Linked DNA regions of Mus musculus: region 1 is linked to region 2. The links are chromatin loops, found by intact Hi-C in ENCODE. Cell type or tissue: heart. All regions are shown on one strand.

What was found. A loop is a pair of places that touch in the nucleus more often than their neighbours do. Peaks named below come from ENCODE experiments on the same cell type or tissue, not always from the same donor. Only the 100,000 strongest peaks of a DNase experiment are listed, where the experiment ranks them.
Region 1: a loop joins it to region 2, with 3 times the contacts of the local background. A loop is called at or near these places in 18 of 42 quality-filtered maps.

What each region holds. Positions count from the first base shown.
Region 1 is chr15:38,603,003-38,611,002 of GRCm38, forward strand. No RefSeq gene overlaps it. Among named protein-coding and RNA genes, the nearest start is that of Gm41309, 4.7 kb to the left of the region's middle. In heart, a CTCF peak has its summit at 4,576; no DNase peak of the experiment used is centred here; H3K27ac peaks cover 144 bases.
Region 2 is chr15:38,279,804-38,287,803 of GRCm38, forward strand. No RefSeq gene overlaps it. Among named protein-coding and RNA genes, the nearest start is that of Gm35248, 15 kb to the right of the region's middle. In heart, CTCF peaks have their summits at 4,243 (motif pointing right) and 5,739 (motif pointing left); DNase peaks (open chromatin) are centred at 2,849, 3,288, 3,948, 4,258 and 2 weaker places; H3K27ac peaks cover 1,571 bases.

The sequences.
Region 1 (8,000 bases), 320 kb after region 2:
TGTGCCCTAGCAGTTTAGGACTGAAACACCTCTGTCATTTTGTGAATCTCAAGGGCAGACATACAGCTTTTAGGGTACTCTAGAGCTGAAAGGTGAGAGAACAAATGGGACTAGAATTAGAGAATTTCTTTGAGGTAACTTTTCACTTCATGGAAACATAGAAGCTAAACCGTCCTCCTTAGAACCCATTAGTACATCGAATGTATTTAAGGCTCATGCATATGCATATTTCATAAGATTAAGCAGATCATAACAGTAATAGGTTCAAAGTTAACAGGGTGTGACTGGGAGGCAAACATACTTAAAATTTAAAGGGCAGTGTAATTTTTTATTTTTAAAAGGCATTATTTTGAACTCTAATTTTGTTTTTGTTTCTTAGGTTTTTTGTCTTGTTTTTTTTCTGGTGGTGGGCATTGTATATGTGCCATGGCATGTCTGTGGAGGACAGAAAACAACAGATGGGAGTCAGTTCTCTCCTTCCGCCAGTGGGAACCCCAGGGCTAGAAATGAGGCTGTGGGGTTTGCTGGTTGAGTGTCTGTAACCACCGAGCCAACCACCGGCTCTTGTTTTTTGTTTTGTTTTGTTTTGTTTTAGTTTGGTTTGCTTTTTCTATTTATTTGGTTTTTGTTTTTGTTTTTGTTTTTGTTTTTGAGACAGTTTCTTGTAACCTTGAATGCCTGATGTTCTGGCCTCCACCTCCCAAACCCTGAATTACCCATGCCCAGTCTATTTCTAAACCTACCAAATTAATAATGCGATAAAGAAAGAGGATTTTTGAAATCCAAAGACTTAATCCTCTTCAGAACAAAGGTGGAAGTGATAAGGCTAGAATCGCTCCATAAGATCTGATTATGTCTCCTTTTAAATTTTTCTGAAAGGGATTTCAAACGTGTCAAGATGACTTGGGTTCCAGAACATTCCTTCCGGGAAGAACATTTTATCCTTCCTAGTTAATTTCTAAAGTGCAGCCATAGCAAGCCAGAGAAGCAGCTCCCCAGACGCCGAACTCAGACTAATTGTTAATCCACGCACAAATTCGAGGCTGTTAACCAACAGAGGGTTTCTTTATCCTCCCTCCTCTAGAACTTTCTCCAGGGAATGAGACAGTGAAAGTAGAGAGCCATAATTACCCTTTCATTACTTCTGGAACATGGGGTGTCTTCATGGATTAATGTTAGGACAGGCATTCAAAGCCATTTGGTTTTTGGAGAAGGATCAAAATCCCTTTCAGAAGCACTCAGTGTCACTTCCAACTCATGGAGGTCACTTAAGAAGTTCATAAGATGAGCCCTGCTTGTCCAGTTGTGACCTCTTTGTTTGTTTGGAGAGTCTGGGCTGTGTAGCCGGATCATAAGATGATTCTAGCTTGTGTCATTGAGTTGATGCAAAACTACCAGCACAGGGTCAAAGGGATAGCACAAATATTATGTGGCTGGATGCCAAGCATCGTTACCTGCTGGGCCATCTTTTTGGTCTTATACTGTGTCTTTTAATTTTTTTTTCAGTATTGGGATTGAACCTACGACCTCACATGCTAGACAAGTATGACAGCACTAAGCAACAGCCACGTTTTTGTTTTCCTTTTTTGTTTTGACGGGGTCTCATGTAGCCCTGGCAGGCCTTGAACTCCCAATTCTAGTGACTCCATCTCTCAAGGACAGGGGTTACAGGTGACCGGCTTTCCCTTACAGCTTTTTAGAGATTTACTCTATGTTTTTAAATTGTGTGTGTGTGTGTGTGTGTGTGTGTGTGTGTGTGTCAGGGAATGTACATGTGGGTGTGGTTACCTGAGGGGGACAGAAAAGGGTATCCCCTGGAATTAGAGTCACAAGCAACTGTGAGCTTCCTGATGTGGGTACTGGGAACTAAACACAGTCTTCTTCATGGGTGTGTTTACTCTTAATCACTGAGCCATCTTTCCAGCCCCTCCTGCATACTTTTTTAAAAAGTAAAATTAAATATTATTTTATGTGCATAGATGTTTTGCCTGCATGTATGTTTGTGCATGCCTGGTACTTCTGAAGGTTCTCTGGAACTGGAGTTACAAGTGGTTGTAAGCCACCAGGTAGATTATATTCACTGTGGGTGGGTTTTTCCTCCTTTTATTTACTTGTGTTTGTAACATGTAGACATGTGCATGTATGTTGCATATGGGTGTCATGGCATGTATAGAGATTAGAAGACAACTTTAGGGAATAGTTTTTCTCCTTTGGAGAAAATAGAGGTAGATGGGGTTTCAGTTGCTAGGCTGGGGGTCTCAGGTAAGGACCACCAGGTGAAGGAAATGGAGGAAACAGGAGCTGGAGAGAGGAGGAGGCCGCCATGAGGCCGGATGCATCAGGAGCACATAGCCAGGAGAAGTGGCCCCTGAGGACAGGCTGAGGGAGCAAGATCCATATAGCAAGTAACAGGGGACATGTGGCTGGGGATGTATGTTAGACTAGTTCACAACCTGCCCAGTACCAGAATTTTGTGTCTGTTATATAAGCCAGCTAAAACAAACAATTCATTTTCACATCATTTTAAACCATCCGGCTCATGACCATGTTATAATATAAAATGCATTTGGTGCAATTTCAAATATCTTTGTAACTCCAAACACATTTAAAAAGTCCAGTTTCCTAACAGGGCATACCTATAAAATAAAAAACAAATTTTCCTTCTAATATATAATTGCACAGGGTAAATATTCCAATCCCGAAAAGAACAACTGGGGTAGAGCAAGGAATGACTGGAGCAAAGCAAGATCAACATTCTGCAGGGCAAATACCTCCACGTTCCTCATCTGGGCCTCGTCATGTAACAGCTGGGCTTCAAGAGCTTATGGGGAAGCTGCTCCCCAGTTCTGTCGCTGGAAGCTCAGACAGCCTCTCTCTTGGGACAGACTAACTCAGCCCTTGCAGCATCCTTGGCAGATGTTCCGTGACCCTGGCATCTCCAGTATCCTGGAGTCTTTCTACAGCGTGGGCTTTAGCTTCTCTTCTCTATACATGGCCTCTTAGGGCACCTTTGCAGGGACTTTGAGCCTGGTCTCATGTTATCTGGACTCAGCTGCTCACCAAGATCTCCTCAGTCTTGAATCTTTCATGCTTTATAAGACAGTAAGTATTATATGAACAGCACTGCCAAGTTCAAGGTGGGGGCCTTACCCCCTTGGACCACAGATGTATCTGCTTCTGTGTGCTCACTCTGGGACAACACTTGCTTAGATATGTTACTTTAGAGGAGGAAGGACCCACACCCCCACCTCCTTTCTCTCCTCCCCCAGCTGCATTCTAAGTTCAGGCTCTCACCTTTGATTCAAGTTTGCATCTTCGCGAGTTACAGCCCAGTGATGGGTGAGGTCTTTTCTTAGGACATCTTTCTCTTGTGGTTTTCTCAGTACTTTTCAAGTGTTCCTCCACCACTGTTTCTGTGAGTTTGTGAGATCTTCCCTTCCTCTCTTTGGAACAATCTATTTGTTTGTTTTTGTTTGTTGTACTGACTCTCCACCTTGTGGAGATGACACAGAGGCAGCTTCCAGAACTCAAAGCACAGCCGTTCTGAGAGTTTCTGCTCTGTCTTGCTTCGAATTTGTCAAGTTGGCATATGGGCCTATAGTCAATACAACTTAAATAGGATCATACACATCAGCAATATTTTATCTGATACAAACTCAAGGAGACAATGGTGCAGGAATATTGGGGTGCGTTTGAAAGAGTAAGTTTTAGAGGAAAGTTTCTTATAGATTCGTGGATGGAAACTTAACAAATATGTCACTGGAGTTGAGCCAGCAGAGAGGTAAGCCACATGACAGGAAGGGAGCTTCAGAGAAAGCAGGGAACACGGAAGCCCAGGGTACCAGAAGAGTATCTGGCCTCTGGGCAGCACCCAAAAGAAAGAGACAGAGGAAAGGTGGCCCCACCTTCCTAAAGCATGCTCCCTTAACCAGGCCATTGACCTGCCAAACTCGAAGGTTGGGTCTCTACCAGAGATTTAATCTTCCTGTCTAGAAGGAACTACTTTCCCCTTGGTGGGATTTTCCGGAACTGTGATAGCTTTCCCAGCAGATGTTACTCTGTAGGGCTCTGCTAGGTCTTCCAGTTTCTCATTCTCACCTCACCTTGAGGCTGGCATTCATGTGTAAATGAGATTCCCTATTTGTATCTGAGTTTGCTCAGTTTGGCAGTTTTGTTGGCCTAAGCACCACTGAGATTTAAGCAGGTTGGATCATAGGAAGCACACACTACATCTTGTTAAGTTGCTCCTTAATTTGATCTGTAGCCCAAGGAAGCCTTGAACTTGAAACTCTCTTGATTCCTACAACCTGTCAGCTAAAATTACAAACCACCAGGCCAGAGCCAGCTTCCAGGTCTTGATGTTGGAGTCTATGGGTGGAAAGGCAATAGTAGTTGCAGGTGACTTGTAGGGACTTATAATGTCCTGTCTGGCTATCAGGTGTCCCATTTTGACAGCTGCTGGGCAGGTAGCGGCAGTGGTGTGGGAGGAAATGAGTAGACTACCTAGCTTTCTACCCACGCTTAAGTTGAAGAGAGAGATAGCTGCAGGTCTCCTTCCTGCTCTCCTGCTGCCCCACCTGCTGGTGGTAAAACAGTTAAGGATGCTGGGCTACATAGACTTTGGTAACAAACCCTGGGTTCTGATGCTCAGAAAAGAAAGAGAAGGAGATCAAAGGGAGAGAGGAGAGTGAGTGAGTATTGGCATGTGGCATCTCTTGTGGGTCTGGACAGTCCCACTGTGACATGCAGTTTTAATTGTCAACTGGACACAGCCTGCCATCACCTCAGAAGAGAGCCTCAATGGAGGATTGTCTGATTTTCAAGTTAGCCTGTGGGAAGTTGTCTTGATTATGTTAATTGATGAAGAAAGGCCCAACTAAACATGGGTGGTTCCATTCCCTGGATTTGAGTCCTGGTCTATTAAAAAAAAAAAAAGTTGTGTGTGTGTGTGTGTGTGTGTGTGTGTGAGGGGAATGAGCTGAGCCTAAGTTTGGCATGTGTGCATACATTTCTCTTTCTGCTCTTGACTGTGGAAGCAACTAGCTACTTCAAGTTCCTGCCTTGACTTCCCCACATTGATGGACTACAATCTAGAACTGTAAGCTAAATAAACCATTTCTCTTTTGGGGGGGGGGGGTGACAGGAGGAGTTTGAGACAGGATTTTTCTGTGTAGCCCTGGCTGTCCCGGAACTCAGAAATCCACCTGCTTTCATCTCCCCAGTGCTGGAATTAAAAATGTGTGCCTCCCCCCCCATCCCCTGCTAAAACACCTTTTTATTTTTCCCCAAGTTGCTTTTGTCAAGGAATTTTATCACAGCCACAGAAAGGAAACCAGGCCAGGCAGCCCACGGAGCCATCCCAGAACCATCTGACATAACTGCAGCAGCTGCAGCTCTGTGAGCATCTTGTGGGCTCCTATTCACCAGGTGGCCCTGTGACCAGAGTATCACTAGGGAAGTAAGAAGCCCAAGGGAACAGGGCATCTCTGGGATGGATGCTGCTCTAGGCTTCAATGCTTTCCTCCTTGGAAGTCTGGCTTAGCAAGGGAAAGGCTGTGAGCAGACAGCTGCAGCTGTGGAAGCCAACGTCCCTGGGAAAAAGGGCTTAGCACTTCAGTAACAGAAAAGCAGACAACAGATCCGAGTGCTTAATGGCACCAATGTGACACTCAGGAAGAGGCAATAAGAATTAGCAATCTGTCGCGGAGGCAGTGGAAGCACTCTCTGGTGTAGATGAGCATAGATGAGACGAGTTAGCCACATTAAAATGTACAGACACACTTTTATGTTGGATAAAGCTGTGCAGGATACTGTATGGTTTCTATTTAGCCACATTAAAAAGTGGTATTATTTTATCATTTCCTTTCATTCGTTTCTAAAGTCCTGAGTTAAAGAACCCTCTGAAGTGGGATATACACAAGTTGTACTGAAATGTCTTAGTTATGGCTCACAGAGACCAAATATTAGTTTAGATCTCACTGCAAGACTATTGAAATGTATGGATCACCCTACCGATCTTCAGGGAGACCCTGTCTCCCTGAACACTAGCTACTTCCCTACACCGTCGCCCGAGTTATTTCTCTAAAGATGAACAGTTTAGAACATTATCCACTGAAGAAGAGATAGAATTGCCCAAACCTGTTGTTCTGCAATCATTTGCCCTCCTGTTTTCCGGATACTTTCACAATGCATGCCTCCTGTCGCAGGCTCTTTGTTTCTCTCACACTGCACGTATTTCTCCACATTCCACATCTTCCAGTCACTGTCTCATACTCTGCAGGGCAGCAGCCAACCTGTCTGCCGACTCCTCCGGTCACCCTACCTGCGCCTTTGACTGTGCCTTGCCTGTCACCTGCCTTCCCTCTGGTGATGCTGCCTTACCATCTCATGCTCAGCTGGTCCCAGCGCTCAGGGACGACATGTTGGTTGCCTGAAATCTGCCACAAGAGCAGTGTTCCCACCATAGATACTGGCAAAGGTAGACAATCTTATTACGGTTAATTTTTGTCTTTGGGCATTGGGCTCAAAACCTTGTATATGATTCCAGGCAAGTCGACCACTGAGTTGTAGCCCTTATCCCACACTCTTTGCCTGGAATATGTCTACTTATCCCGAAAGATTGAGTGTTTGTTCTGTGAAAATTTCTTGGGTTCCCGCAGTGGAATTTGGAGAAGCAATCAACTTCCCTGTTAAGTATGTGGGCTGGGTGCTACACAAACATAGCTCCCATGCCTCTCTCAAAGGCTTTGCACCCCACTCTCAGTGTTTGTTTGGCTGTCTCCCTGGTAGCTTCTATGAGTGCAGATTGTGATCTACGTTGGTCTGTAAAACCCTAGAGGCTTTCAAGATAACATACATAGTGAGTTCTATGTGAGTGCCTTGCTAGTTAATTAGGTAGGAAACTAGGGGGAGAAACTTCATTGCTTTCCCTGAGAGTACTACCAATATCATAAGTTTCGATGAATGTTTTCTCAAGAGTTTCTGGTGAGCAAGCTAAAATACAAAATCGACAAGACAGAGCTGTACAACGGCATTAACAGTCTAATGTTTCTGGGGTGTTGTCAGGTGTACAGAGGGCTGCAAGAACCGATGTACGTAGTTGGAAATTTTATGTTTGTAGAGATCAGGTGAGGAAAACATTTGATTATATAACATTTATTTACTTATTAGTGTATGTGCGTGAGTGTGGGGAGCCGCCCTCACATTCGCCATTACAAGATGGCGCTGACACCCTGTGTTCTAAGTAGTAAACAAATAACCTGCACATGTGCCAGGGTTGTTTTCCACTCCATGTGCTCTGCCTTCCCTGTGTCTACAACTCGGCCAATGGGCTGCAGCCAATCAGGGAGTGACACGTCCTAGGCGGAGGATAATTCTCCTTAAAAGGGACGGGGTTTTGCCATTTTCTCTCTTGCTCCTGAAGAAGTAAGCAATAAAGCTTTTGCCGCAGAAGATTCCGGTTGTCCTGAGCGTGTTCTTGCCGGCGGGGGAAAAAAGCTCGGGATAAGTGGTGCCGAGAAACCCGGGAACTTTATACCATCACACCGGCGCAAGGAAGATCCCTTGTTCTCGAGGCGGAACCAGAACTGCGGGTCACGTTACAGCTTTACGAGGTATGTCTGGCCTTGAACTTTCTCCAGTGTTAGGAGCCTTTTTGTTCCTTTTCACATGTTATCAAGTGGTTAAGGCAGGGTGGAGAATTCTGGACAAAATTCAAGACAGTCTATCAGAAGTAAAGCGGGGAGAGAGAGTAGGAGCAAAGAGGAAACATGGTGCACCAAATGAGTATACAGGCCTTTCCACGGGTCTTGAACCCGAGGAAAAGTTAAGGTCAGGGAAGAATACCTGGAGAGAGATTGGAAGAAAAGAGGAGAAAAAACAAAAGAAAAAAGATCAATCAGCAGAGGTTTCTAGGAGAAGGAGCCTATACCCGTCACTAGATGAGTTTAAGGAGCTAGCTCTTAGTAGCTCTGAATCAGATGAAAAATTTAGCTCCTCTG
Region 2 (8,000 bases):
GGGTATCACGAGAACAATTATGGACCATGAAGGGGAACCCACGTGGCTTTGGCTAAAGCCCACACAGAAGATGGTGTGGGAAGGTATGAGTCCCGACAGTGGACAGCCTACTCTGCAGTGTCTTCCTTCATGTGTGGTCTGAGACACTCTAGGGCGTCTCTCTTCTGCTCAGTGACATTCTCCTGAAAATCAACTTGCAGCTTGCTTCTGATTATAAATGTTCATGAGTACACACAACATTGAAGATCCAAGGAAATACTGTATGAGATTAAAAACAAATCACTAACCATCCTATTGCCTAGAACCTCTGTATTGTCATCCTGTACATGAACAGTTGCTCCTGCATCCACAGGGAACTGACTGTATCCAGAACTTGAGATTCTAAAATTCAGGGGCTTCAGTCTCTCAAAGGTTCACTTTATGTGTGAGTGCTTTGGACATGGAACCAGTGAGGGGAATGCAGTGTGTAACAGAGTGAATGCAAAATCCAATGTCAATGTTTTTCACAGAATGCATTTCAGTTTCTCTCTCTGTGTTCTTGCCTAAAACCACCAAGTCCCTAAAGCAAAGGTGTTCTGTGCTAACTGGTTTCCAAGGGTCCCCTGGGACAGCAGTGGGACTGTGGCTTCTGCTGCAGGAGAACTGGCTGGTGAACGCAAGGGTCACCTAGGGTGAGGGTTGGACAGGCCCTGTTTGTCCTCTGAAAAAGGCCACCTCAGTCATACTGGTGACAAAGCGCCAGCACACTCTCAGTGTGTCCCCGGGAGTGCAGACAGTGTGTGCCCGTGAGTACAGTGTGAACATGTGAATACAGACAGGATGAACATGTGAATACAGACAGTGTGCCCGTGAGTACAGACAGTGTGAACATGTGAATACAGACAGGATGCACCTTTGAGTACAGACAGACAGTGTGTATCTGTGAGTACAGACAGACAGTGTGCATCCATGAGTACAGACAGGCAGCTTTGCCCATTAGCTAATATGGAGGAGATCAGGCCAGCAAGTCTCCCTGGAGTCTTTCTGCTCTTTCACACCATTCTGTCAGTGACTGGAGGAGCAAGTCTGTTGTTCTTTACTTGGCAGCCCTCACAAGTTTACTCAGACTTTTTCTTTTTTTTTCTTTTCTTTTCTTTTCTTTTTCCTTTTCTTTCCTTCTCTTCTCTTTTCTTTTCTTTTTTTTAATATTCATTCATTCATTCATTCATTCATTCATTTATTATATGTAAGTATACTGTAGCTGTCTTCAGACACACCAGAAGAGGGATTCAGATCGAGTTACGGATGGTTGTGAGCCACCATGTGGTTGCTGGGATTTGAACTCAGGACCTTTGGAAGAGCAGTCGGTGCTCCTAATCACTGAGCCCTCTCACCAGCCCCCACTCAGGCTTTTTCTGGCTGGTTTCAGAATAAGTCTGAAATGGACAACGGGCAAGATTATGGGAGGACAGTGGAGAGGAAGGAGCGATTTCCAGACAGAGGTAACATGAGTTTCTACACACCGGAAGGGCAGCATGATGGGGAGGGAGGTGGTAAGAGAGTACGTACTGGGTGGGCACATGGCTCAGCACGCAAAGGCACTTGGCACCTAACTGTGCAAACCTAACAACATGCACACACACACACACACACGCACACACACACCACATGCACACACACATACACGCACACACACACACCACACGCGCACACACCACACACGTGCACACACACACCACACGCACACACACACACACGCACACACACATACATACACACACACACACACACACACCACAGTGGTGATGATGTTGATGGTTTTACTTACTATATACTTCGATTTATTTTTATTTTGTGTGTATGAATGTTTTGTCTGCATGTCTGTTGGAAGAAGGTCTTATCTCCTGGGACTGGAATCCCGGATGCCCAAGAGCCCCACAGGATCAGTAGTATGTGTTCTTAACCCGCTGAGCCATTTCTCTAGCCCCATTAAATATAATATTTTAAGAGATAACATAAGCTAACATTAATTTATGTGTGTTTGTTTGTTTATGTTTTTTGAGACAAGTACTCACATAGTAGCTTAGAATCTGCTATAGCTTGGGTCAGCATCGGACTTGAGACTGCTTGCTGTTCTCCGTGCCCCGCCCAGTGTGAACACAGGTGAGTACAGCCACACCTTCTCTTGTAGTTAACGTTTATTGAGCACCTGGCTCTGCAATACAACTCAAATGCACATTGAGCCATCCTTTAAACAAAGTTGTCTGAGTAAATATTAGTGTAGTGTCCACTTCATCTTTGAGAAAAAACAACATGGCGTTTCCTCCAGGCAGTCAAACAGTTTGTTCAGGATGAGCTAAGAGGAAACCCAGGCTGGATTCAGAAGCGGGGTAGTAGTTTGCTTTCAACCTTCAAAGCAGTGGAGAATGAACCAGGAATGAAACGTTCTTCCCCTGGGAGTTCAGGGCTGAGCCCTGACCCAAAACCCTGCCTGCAGACTCTAATCCCAGATGTAGCCCCTGGGCAGGTTAAGCACTAAAGCAGCAAAACCAGACTAGTGGAGTAGCTGGGGGCCAAGGTCAAGTTTCCACCCGGTTTTCTTCCTCAGTGGCTGTTGACCCGGTAGTTACAGCTGCAACGACCACCCAGGGTGTCTGCACACTGGCCCAGCCCTGCAGGGCAGTCTGGGTGCCGCCACTGCTGGCTGTCTTTAAAGAGCATTTGTTACACAGTTGCTGAAAAAGGCCTGCAGACAAAGTGGAACAATGCCCCACAAAATGGAAACTCAGAAAAAAAGAAAAGAAAAGAAAACCAAAAACCATCAACACCTCTTCACTCCAGCATGGAGGAAGCCCCAGCTTTTGGCCAGGGGCTTAGGACTTGAGTCACTCCCGAGTGTGGAGCCTTTGTCTTCCAGGGAATTCTGCCATTTGTCCTTAAAGGCAAAAATCGGAGCCAGGAGAGTTAGACACATACCGAGGCCAGAAGGAGCAGTTGAGGGTAGGACGGAGTAGCTGAGGATCTGCTGCTGTCTGCATCCTCCCCCACACTTCCTGTGGTTCTCACCTCCTGTGGTCCTCACTTGTGTTAGGAGCCCCTGCCCCCTCTGCTTCACCCTCATTCTCCACACTACCCCTGCAAAGCCACACCCGAATAAGTAGTGCAATTAGGGCTTGAAACCCAGAGTCCAAAGCTTGTGCTTGTAACCACGATAAACCTTTCTTAAAATGTAGAGGATAGCTCAGTCGGTAGAGCGCCTGCTTTGCAAGCATAAGAACGTGAGGCCGCCAAGATGGCTCAGTTTATAAAGGTGCTTGCCACCAAGCCTGAAGACCTGAGTCTGATCCCTGGAGACCACATAGTGGGAGGAGAGAGCTGACTTCCACAAGTTGTTCTCTGACCTCCACCCAAGCACCAAGGCATGCATGACCTCATAAATAGATAAGGGAGAGAGAGAGAGAGAGAGAGAGAGAGAGAGAGAGAGAGAGAGAAATTTATTTTTTTAAAAAGCCAAATGTGATGGCATGTGCTTATAATCTCAGGGCTAGGGAGACGGAGACAGCTAAGTTCCGGAGGCTTGCTGGCCAGCCAGTCTAGCCTAATTGTTGAGGCCAGGGCTGTAAAGAGATCCTTGTCTCAAAAAAATAAATAAACAAACAAAAGAACTAACACATGCTCAAGGTTGACCTCTGGCTTTCGCATGTGCGCACACACACACATGCAAGCTATACTTGCATAATGCTCTCCTAAAACACACATTTAAGCACCTGCACACACATCAATGTGCACATACACACTCACACAAAATATATGGGGATGCGGTCACGATTTTACCTGCTCAGCAGCCTGGGCATCTCAACACATGGTTCAGGCTAGCTTTTAACTATGTAACTATGTAACCCACAGACTTAACACCAAAGCATTAGGCCTCCGGCTTCTTAGGGCCGGGCCAGGCTTTTCTTTATGAGAGCCCCTGGGTACCACATCGCAGGAGCTGTGCACACTTGTCCTTTCTTGCTGTCTTTAAGGCCTGTCACTCATCTGCTCATGAGAAACTTCAGGTGAGCAGCGTTGTTAGGGGTTTCAGAATGAAGACATCCATTCCAGAAGTTCCTGTGACTTAGATCAGTCACATCCATGCCACTGCGACAGCTAAGGCGGTGGTTTACAACCAGAATGTCCCACTCTGGCAGTTGGGGGCCCCGGGGAATCACATCTGTTCACAACCCATTGACTCTCCTGGAGTCATGACCCTGTCCAGCCACAGGGGGGCAGTGCAATGCTGCTTTGAGTCAGAAAAGCAGCCTCAAATGCTCCTGGAAGTCAACCTTCACCACAATCAGAACCAAGAGTGGCCTGTGAGGCAGTGCAGCAAAGGTCACAGCCAGGCTGCACCTCCAGCCCCCAAAGCAGACCAGAACCCCACTGCATTTTCCTGTTGAACTAAATTTAAGTTTTAGAAAAGGATACACAGTTCCTTGGAAAAGTCAGGTTGAAGGCCAGCAATACAGCTCAGAGGACAGAATCGCTTGCTTCATGATGAGCCTGAAAGCCTGAGTTCAATTTACTGTACCCACATAATGCTCAGAGTGGACCACTTCCACAAAGCTGCCTCTGTCCTCTACGTGTGTGCTGTGGCACACAAACGCCCATACTTCCACACAGGCATCATGTACACACACGTTCACACAATAACAATGAGCATCAGAAATTAGAAAAATCAAAAGGAACAGACCAAATATACATTAACAAAAGAGCAATCGTGACTCATACGATGTAGTTGCACTTGAAGAGGAGACCCCTGAGTCTGGCTCATGCCCAGGGCAGGTCAAACTCATCTTCCGGAGGATAAGTCTAAAGGGGGAAGGGAGGAGCCTGTGTCACAACCAGCAGCAGCAGCTTAAGGGAGCCCGGGTTATTTGGCTCTCAGTTTTGAGGGGCTACAGTCCATGGTGGAAGGCACGGTGGCTATGGCACCTGAGTCTGAGGCTGTCACACTGCATCCAGCCTAGACATGGTGGATGCTGGTATTCCATTTCTTCTTCCTGGTGGATTCAGTTGGTATTCCATTTCTTCTTCCTGGTGGATTCAGTTGGTATTCCATTTTTTCTTCCTGGTGGATTCAGTTGACAGGATGGTGCTGCCCAGGCAGGGTGTGTCTCCCTCCTCAGTTAACCTTTTCTGGAAACATCCTTGCAATGGTGCCAGATCCCATCAAGTTGACAAGATCAACTATCAAATAATGCTTATGAGTATATAATGAAGGAAAATTCTGCCCAGCACAAGGAATATGAATATGAAGTGGCTGTGTACGTGCTTGAAAGACCTGCCTCCCCAGGTTGCTGCTACACAAACACCACATCTTAGGCTGGTTTATAAAACAGCTGCTATTGGTATATTGAGATGAAACACTATAGACTTGCATACGTTGACCAATGCTATAGCTGAATTACGCCTTCCCTCCAATTCTTTTTGCTTTGGGGAGGTACTTGGGATCAAACTTAGCATATGCTAGATAAGTGCTCTAACCACTGAGTACACTCTCTCCTACAAGTCCTATTATCCAGAATGTGACTAATTAGTAAATAGAACCTTTAAAGGATTCATGTTAAATTGAGCTAATGGGGGGGGGGCTGGAGAGATGGCTCAGCTCTTAAGAGCACTGACTGCTCTTCCAGGGATCCTGAGTTCAATTCCCAGTAACCACATGGTGGCTCACAACCATCTGTAATGGGATACAATGCCCTCTTCTGGTGGGTCTGAAGGGAGCGACAGTGCACTCACATACATTAAATAAATAAATCTTTTTTAAAAATTGAGCTAATGAACTCTGTTAATATAATAACTTCTGTTTTTAAAAAAAAATGAGGATATGGTGATGACCATATAAGTGAATTAGCACACCCTAGAGTCATCCGAGAGAGAGGAACCTCAGTGGAGACCATGTCTCCCTAGGGTCCATCTGCTCATTGATGGAGGAGGGTCCAGCCCATGGTGGCTGCTGCCATCCCTGGGCTGGTGGTCCTGGGTTCTGTAAGAAGGCAGATGACCAAGCCGTGTGAGGCAGGTCAGCGAGCAGCAGCCCTCCATGGCCTCTGCATCTGCTCCTGCCTCCAGGTTCCTGCCCTGTGTGAGTTCCTGTTTCAATTTCCTCTCTTGGTAAACACCAATGTGGAAATGTAAGCCAAATTAACCCTTTCCTCCCCGGCTTGCTTTTGTTTTTGTTTTCGTTTTTTAAAAGATTTATTTATTTTATGTATATGAGTACACTGTAGTCGTCTTCAGACACACCAGAAAAGGGCATCAGATCCCATTACAGATGGTTATAAGCCATCCTGTGGGTGCTGGAAATTGAACTCGGGACCTCTGGCAGAACAGTCAGTGCTCTTAAGAGCTGAGCCGTCTCTCCAACCCCACCCCCACCCCCAACCCCACTTACTTTTGGTCAAGGTGTTTCATCGAAGCAACAGAAACCCTAAGACAGATACTATCTTAGACAGATATAGGCAAGATTCTGTAAAAATGCAGGGAGAAGATTGCATCTAAAGCCAAGGAGGGAGACATAAGAAAAATCAATGCTACCAACACCTTGATTTTAGATTTAAACCCTCTAGAGCTACAAGAAAGTAAATTTCTGCGGTTTAAGCCACTGCTTTTTATTTTGCCAGTTGGAGGCCTCACTTGGTGTAGCCCACGTTGGCCTGGAACCCACTTACTATGTGGCCGTATACCTGCTTTAATCCTCCTCCTTCAACCTCCGAGTGATGACAGGTGCTGGGACATCTACTTCAGAGTTTTTGCTTGTTTAGGTTTTTGTTTTGTTTTGTTTTGTTTTTTGAGTTTTGGGTTTTTTTTTTTTTTTTTTTTTTTGAGTTTTTTCGAGACAGGGTTTCTCTGTGTAGCTCTGGCTGTCCTGGAGCTAGCTCACTCAGTAGACCAGGCTGGCCTGGAACTCAGAAATCGTCCTGTCTCTGCCTCCCGAGTGCTGGGATTAAAGGCATGCGCCATCACGCCCAGCTGCTTGTTTGTTTTAAACAGGGCTCACTAAGTAGTGATAATTGACCAGGATCTTGTTATGTAGACCAGGCTGGCCTAGAACTCAGAGACTGTCCTGCCTCTACTTCCCAAGTGCTGGGATTAAAGACATGTGCCACCACACTAGGCTGCAGCTGAGGTGGTTGTTTTTGTTGTTCTTGAATAAAAAGATAAATAAATAAAAAAGGAAAGGACATGACCGTTCCTAGGTGTGGTGGAGAAGTTTATTATAGACTTGTGGCATAGGTAGAGGCAGGGACATCTGGGAGAGTCCATAATTGACATGACCAGGCTGAGTGCAGGCCATGTGTGGACAGGTGGGGGGTGCGGGGCGGGGGGTGGGCATAGGGGAAAGAGGGACCCTAGGTGCAGTAGCCAGGAGGCCAAAGAAACAAAAAAGGTAATCAAAATGGCTGGACTATATAGGGAAGAGCTTTTGGGGGAAGGGCAGCCCAACCACTGGGCTCGAGAGTTCAAGGTAGAAGGTGGGGTATTCGAGCCAAACTCTGTAACAGATAGGGACTGAAGGATGCTGGGAGAACCTGGCTGCCAGGTCTGATTCGATATATTAAATAGGTACCTAGTCATTGGTCCTGGGTTTGAAACTTAGCAGTTGTTAGTAATAAAATCTTAACAATGATTCTTCCAGTGTTCTAGAAGTCCTTTATATTAGCCACTTTTACAGAGTTTGATCAAAATCAAGCTGGGTTGTGGCAGATACCTGTAACCTCAGCTCTTAGATGGAGGCAGGAAGACTCAGAATTCTGCTATGTGATGAGTTTGAAGCCAGCCTGGACTACGAGGTACCCTGCCTCAGACACAGACAGACAGACAGACAGACCCAAGACAGACAGACAGACAGACAGACAGACAGACAGACACACACACACACACACACACACACACACACACACACACACACACACGACTCTCACCTGAACCTCAGAACCAGTTTAAGGAGAAAGGGTTTGCTTTCCCAGTTTGAC